Linked DNA regions of Homo sapiens: region 2 is linked to region 1. A link is an interaction called in ENCODE POLR2A ChIA-PET data of the cell type or tissue named here. Cell type or tissue: Panc1. All regions are shown on one strand.

Region 1 (2,500 bases):
GCCATCACACCTGGCTAATTTCACCTGGCCAACATGGCGAACCCTCATCTCTACTAAAAATACAAAAAATGAATTAGCTGGGCATGGTGGCAGGCACCTGTAATCCCAGCTACTCAAAAGGCTAAGGCAGGAGAATCGCTCGAACCTGAGAGGTAGTGGTTGCAGTGAGCCGAGATCGTGCCATTGCACTCCAGCCTAGGCAAAAAGAGCGAAACGCCATCTCAAAAAAAAAAAAAAAAAAAGCCTCTATTATTTGCTAATTTGAGGGTGGGGAACTAAGCCCACGAAATGTTCTCCACTAGGCCGGGCGTGGTGGCTCACGCCTGTAATCCCAGTACTTTGGGAGGCCAAGGCGAGTGGATCATGAGGTCAGGAGATGGAGACCATCCCAGCTAACTTGGTGAAACCTTGTCTCTATTAAAAATACAAAAAATTAGCGGGCTTGGTGGCATGCAACTGGTCGCCCAGCGTGGGCGACAGAGCAAGACTCTGTCTCAAAAAAACAAAAACCTTAATACGGCTGGGCATGGTGGCTCACACCTGTAATCCCAGCACTTTGGGACGCTGAGGTGGGTGGATCACCTGAGGTCAGGAGTTCAAAACCAGCCTTACCAATATGGTGAAACCCTGTACTGGAGACTGTCATAAAGATCTCAGTGTTTGTTAGGAAATATTTGGTGGGTGTAGATGCTCTTAAGACCCATGTGTCTTCATTTTAGAACTTTAATTTGATTCCCTTTCCTAGGTTCATATTGAGATCCATTGAAGGCCCTCCCAGACTGACGAAGGCGTGACCTCAGGCCCACCGCATCCAAGAACACGAAGCATGAGGGACAGAAGAGGGCCCCTCGGCACCTGCCTGGCACAAGTGCAGCAGGCCGGAGGAGGTGACTCGGACAAACTATCATGCAGCCTTAAGAAAAGAATGCCGGAGGGCCCTTGGCCTGCAGATGCACCCTCCTGGATGAATAAGCCTGTGGTTGATGGAAATTCACAAAGTGAGGCATTATCACTGGAAATGAGAAAGGATCCGAGCGGGGCTGGCCTCTGGCTTCACAGTGGCGGCCCAGTGCTTCCATATGTGAGAGAATCAGTAAGAAGAAATCCAGCCTCAGCAGCCACTCCGAGCACAGCCGTGGGTTTGTTCCCTGCTCCAACAGAGTGTTTTGCTCGGGTGTCCTGCAGTGGTGTTGAAGCTCTGGGGCGGCGAGACTGGCTGGGAGGAGGGCCCAGGGCCACTGACGGCCACAGAGGACAGTGCCCCAAAGGAGAGCCTCGGGTGTCACGACTGCCACGCCATCAAAAAGTGCCGGAAATGGGAAGTTTTCAGGATGACCCACCAAGTGCTTTTCCCAAGGGTCTGGGCTCTGAGTTGGAACCCGCTTGCCTGCACTCCATCCTGTCTGCAACGCTGCACGTGTATCCCGAAGTGCTCCTGAGTGAGGAGACAAAACGCATTTTCCTTGACCGTTTAAAGCCCATGTTTTCAAAGCAAACAATAGAATTCAAGAAAATGCTTAAAAGCACCTCAGATGGTCTGCAGATAACACTGGGGTTACTGGCTCTGCAACCTTTTGAATTAGCAAATACATTATGCCATAGTTAAGGTACAAGCAGAACAATACCAATAGATTAATTTTAAGAGTTGTCTTAGAATGATTTCTTTCGCATTAAGTCTGGATGCAAACTGTGCAGCCCTTAGGTTCCTGCTGTAGTTTTGTACGACCTGGCAGACTTAAAGTAAATTGAGTTTAAATTCAAAGCCAGTTGATGCGGAAGGAACTTTTTTGGCATGTGTTAAATTGTGCTTTAAAAGACATATAAAGAATTGGGAAACATTTCAGGAGACGATCATAGCCTGTATAAATACCAGATTAGAACATACGGATTTACCATGAAGTTCTGTCTTCAACATCCATTCTAAAGGGCTACTGTCCCAAATCCTGTGTGTCCTTTTGACTTGTCTGATCACCCAATGGAAGTGGATACTTGTAAAGTCTACACCACTGTACTTGGCGTTAAATCTTGCTGAATTCGTGGTAAGCTGTTACCATGTCTACATTTTGTAGAATGATTTTGGTCTGCAGCAAAATTCGATTTCACTTCTCATACCCCTTTCCTTCCACTTGAAATGCAATTTAGACAGAGGCCCTGTGGTGAAAGTTGCAATATTAAGTTTACCTTTAGAAGATCCCTTCTCAAACTCAGAACCCTAGCAGTGTTACCTTAAACAAAAATGAGCTCGAGAAAAAAGTAGCTCAGTTACAGAGAAGCAAATCGAGTTATTTCCCACATAAAAAGTTTCCCAGATTCTAAGAATTGCAGTATCCTGTACCCTAAAATTTTTCAAGGTGACTCCTGTTGTCGTCTGTTGATAACTTTAATAAAGGTCATTTAAGGACATAAGTTTTTAAAGACTCCCAAAGTGAAACTTAAACATTTTCGGGATTATCGATTGCATATATCAGTTTATGCTGTGTGCTGAATTACTATGCCATGT
Region 2 (2,500 bases), 310 kb after region 1:
GAGCCATGGTGCCTGGCCTAGGAATGACACTTTTATTTGTCCCTTTTAACCTGCAGTTATTCCAGCTACTCAATCTTTCCAACAGCTGACCACGGCCAATTTGTGTTCATTAAGATGTTTCCATGAAGAACCCCTTAAGAAGGGGTGTTGGCCCAAGATATCATTGATGATGAGGGATGGGGAGATGCTAAAATACTAGGCGTTAACTGAAGTGCTCAGACTGACAGCCTTGTTTATTCCCACTGTGTAACCCTCTTCAGTGCCAGTGGCCCACGGGTACAGAAGCCAGGCAATGGTTCGGGGCCACAGTTTGCTCTGGCATGGGGCACTATGAGAGGTCCAGGGGGATGGGCCTGTCATAATCCAAACCCATGCATGACAGCCTTTTTAGATAAAGACTTTCTTATTCTACGCTTTCACTCGTAATAATGAATGCACTGATGTGAACACTCACGGCCAAACTCCTTGGCTTTCTGTACCCCGCCTGCCACTCCTGACCAATATCCCACACGTCGGCCTAGGCAGAATGCCTTGCAGTTCCCTGAACATATTGTATTACTTGACGCTGGGTCTTCTGAGGTATCAAAATTCATCTTGAGCACCACATGCTCTGAGATACCTCCCCAGCACCCTGAGAAATGACTCAGGGTCTTTTCTCAGTCATTTCAGCCGCGCATGCTCGAAAACTCATCTGCTAGGCTCCGGCTCCCTGAGGGCCTGGTTGCACCTCATCTGAGTCCTCAGTGCATGCCAACAAGTACTGAATGAATGAGGGAGCAGAGGAAGGAATACATGAATGCAGAGGTACTGAGGTTACCAAATATCCCAGCCCTGGGTGAGACACCACAATGCTTGCATTTTTTAGGGCTTTAAGTAGTGCTATTCTATCACCCATTCTAGAGGAGGCTATTGATAGGGATTCTTGGGACAAACCCTTTTGCATCCTCAAATAAATATCACATTGTGGTTAACAAACGAGGTGGTCTTTCTTTGCATATCAGATTCTCCCCTAAATTAGCTGAAGCCTGTAAACTTCAATCATGAGAGCTGGCTGATGCAACTTACTTGTAATACAGCAAACTGAGTTCAAGCAAAACGCATTTGAAATATGAGACTGACTGGCCTAAGCAGTACATTTCAAAAGGATGGGTAGGATTTTTGTACTTGGGCAGTCACAGTTCTGAAAGTTGGCCTGTGATCAGAGAGAGTCCGGGCTGCCTCTGCTGAACCTCTGGGGAACACTGAGCAAGCAAGCTGAGATCTGTTCTTCCAGGGCTCAGAAGCTGCTGGACCCATGCCCGGACTGGCAGAGGCTGTAACTCTCTTCCACTCCTTCTCTACCTACAGATCCTCCCTGTCCTCTACGTGCTCTGAGAAGTCAAGAGGAGGCTTTAGAGCTTGTTTTGACTTCACTCCTGCCCTGGGACTCTGTTCTGTGCAAAGGCACACTCATTTAGAGAAGAAAAAAATATGAACATGCTCTTGGCTCTGCCTTTGAAAACCAGAAAGCTAGTTTTGTTTTTGTTTTGAGACGGAGTCTCGCTCTGTCGCCCAGGCTGGAGTGTAGTGGCGCGATCTCCGCTCACCACAAGCTCTGCTGCCCGGGTTCATGCCATTCTCCTGCCTCAGCCTCCCGAGTAGCTGGGACTACAGGTGCCCGCCACCACGCCCGGCGAATTTTTTGTATTTTTAGTAGAAATGGGGTTTCACCACGTTGGCCAGGATGGTCTCGATCTCCTGACCTCATGATCTGCCCGCCTTGGCTTCCCAAAGTGCTGGAATTACAGGCGTGAGCCACCACGCCCGGCCTGAAAGCTAAGGCTTTAATCACAGCAGCACAATTTCCCTGCACTAACCACTCAGTACCTACTAACGTTTCAGCTTTCAAAACGAACCTACCTTCCCAAGCACTGAATTCAAGTCCAGCGCATTGGTGGTTAAAGTCGTGGGCTCATCCGCTTGGATTATGTTGGTTACATCCAAGTCTGCATCTGGTGTTTGAATCATCTTGGAGAGGCCATCAACTGCAGCTTTCAACTCATACAGACGTTTTAAAATATCATCTTGGCGGGACTCAAGAGCTTGCAGAGACAGGTTAGACTCTTCCTAAACAAACCAACAGCCAAATGTTCATTTCCTCTCCCATCAGACCAGTGTTGTTTAAATTTGATCACTTGTCTTACTTTGCCATGCACTCACCAAACCTCCCACCCTTTAAAAGAAGACATTATGGGCTGGGTGTGGTGGCTCACGCCTGTAATCCCAGCACTTCGGGAGGTCCAGGTAGGCAGATCATCTGACGTCAGGAGTTCAAGACCAGCCTGGCCAACATGGTGAAACCCCGTCTCTACTAGAAATACAAAAATTAGCCTGGCATGGTGGCACGCAACTGTAATCCCAGCTACTCGGGAGGGTGAGGCAGGAGAACCACTTGAACCCAGGAGGTGGAGGTTGCAGTGAGCCGAGATGGCACCACTGCACTCCAGCCTGGGTGACAGAG

What was found. Peaks named below come from ENCODE experiments on the same cell type or tissue, not always from the same donor. Only the 100,000 strongest peaks of a DNase experiment are listed, where the experiment ranks them.
Region 2: POLR2A ChIA-PET joins it to region 1 with 14 read pairs; 7 of 35 experiments call an interaction of 5 or more read pairs at or near these places.

What each region holds. Positions count from the first base shown.
Region 1 is chr7:6,329,481-6,331,980 of GRCh38, reverse strand. It overlaps FAM220A (family with sequence similarity 220 member A), which reads left to right. Exons shown (of 2, transcript NM_001037163.2): 2 at 746-2,500. The coding sequence starts at 827. The coding sequence ends at 1,606. It overlaps SMIM10L3 (small integral membrane protein 10 like 3), which reads left to right. Exons shown (of 2, transcript NM_001395995.1): 2 at 746-2,500. The coding sequence ends at 766. Among named protein-coding and RNA genes, the nearest start is that of FAM220A, 18 kb to the left of the region's middle. In Panc1, no CTCF peak of the experiment used is centred here; no DNase peak of the experiment used is centred here.
Region 2 is chr7:6,014,752-6,017,251 of GRCh38, reverse strand. AIMP2 (aminoacyl tRNA synthetase complex interacting multifunctional protein 2) reads right to left here. Exons shown (of 4, transcript NM_006303.4): 2 at 1,900-2,106. SNORA80D (small nucleolar RNA, H/ACA box 80D) reads right to left here and starts at 375; the gene lies at 241-375. RefSeq lists an enhancer at 1,327-1,426. In Panc1, no CTCF peak of the experiment used is centred here; a DNase peak (open chromatin) is centred at 1,123; H3K27ac peaks cover 2,186 bases.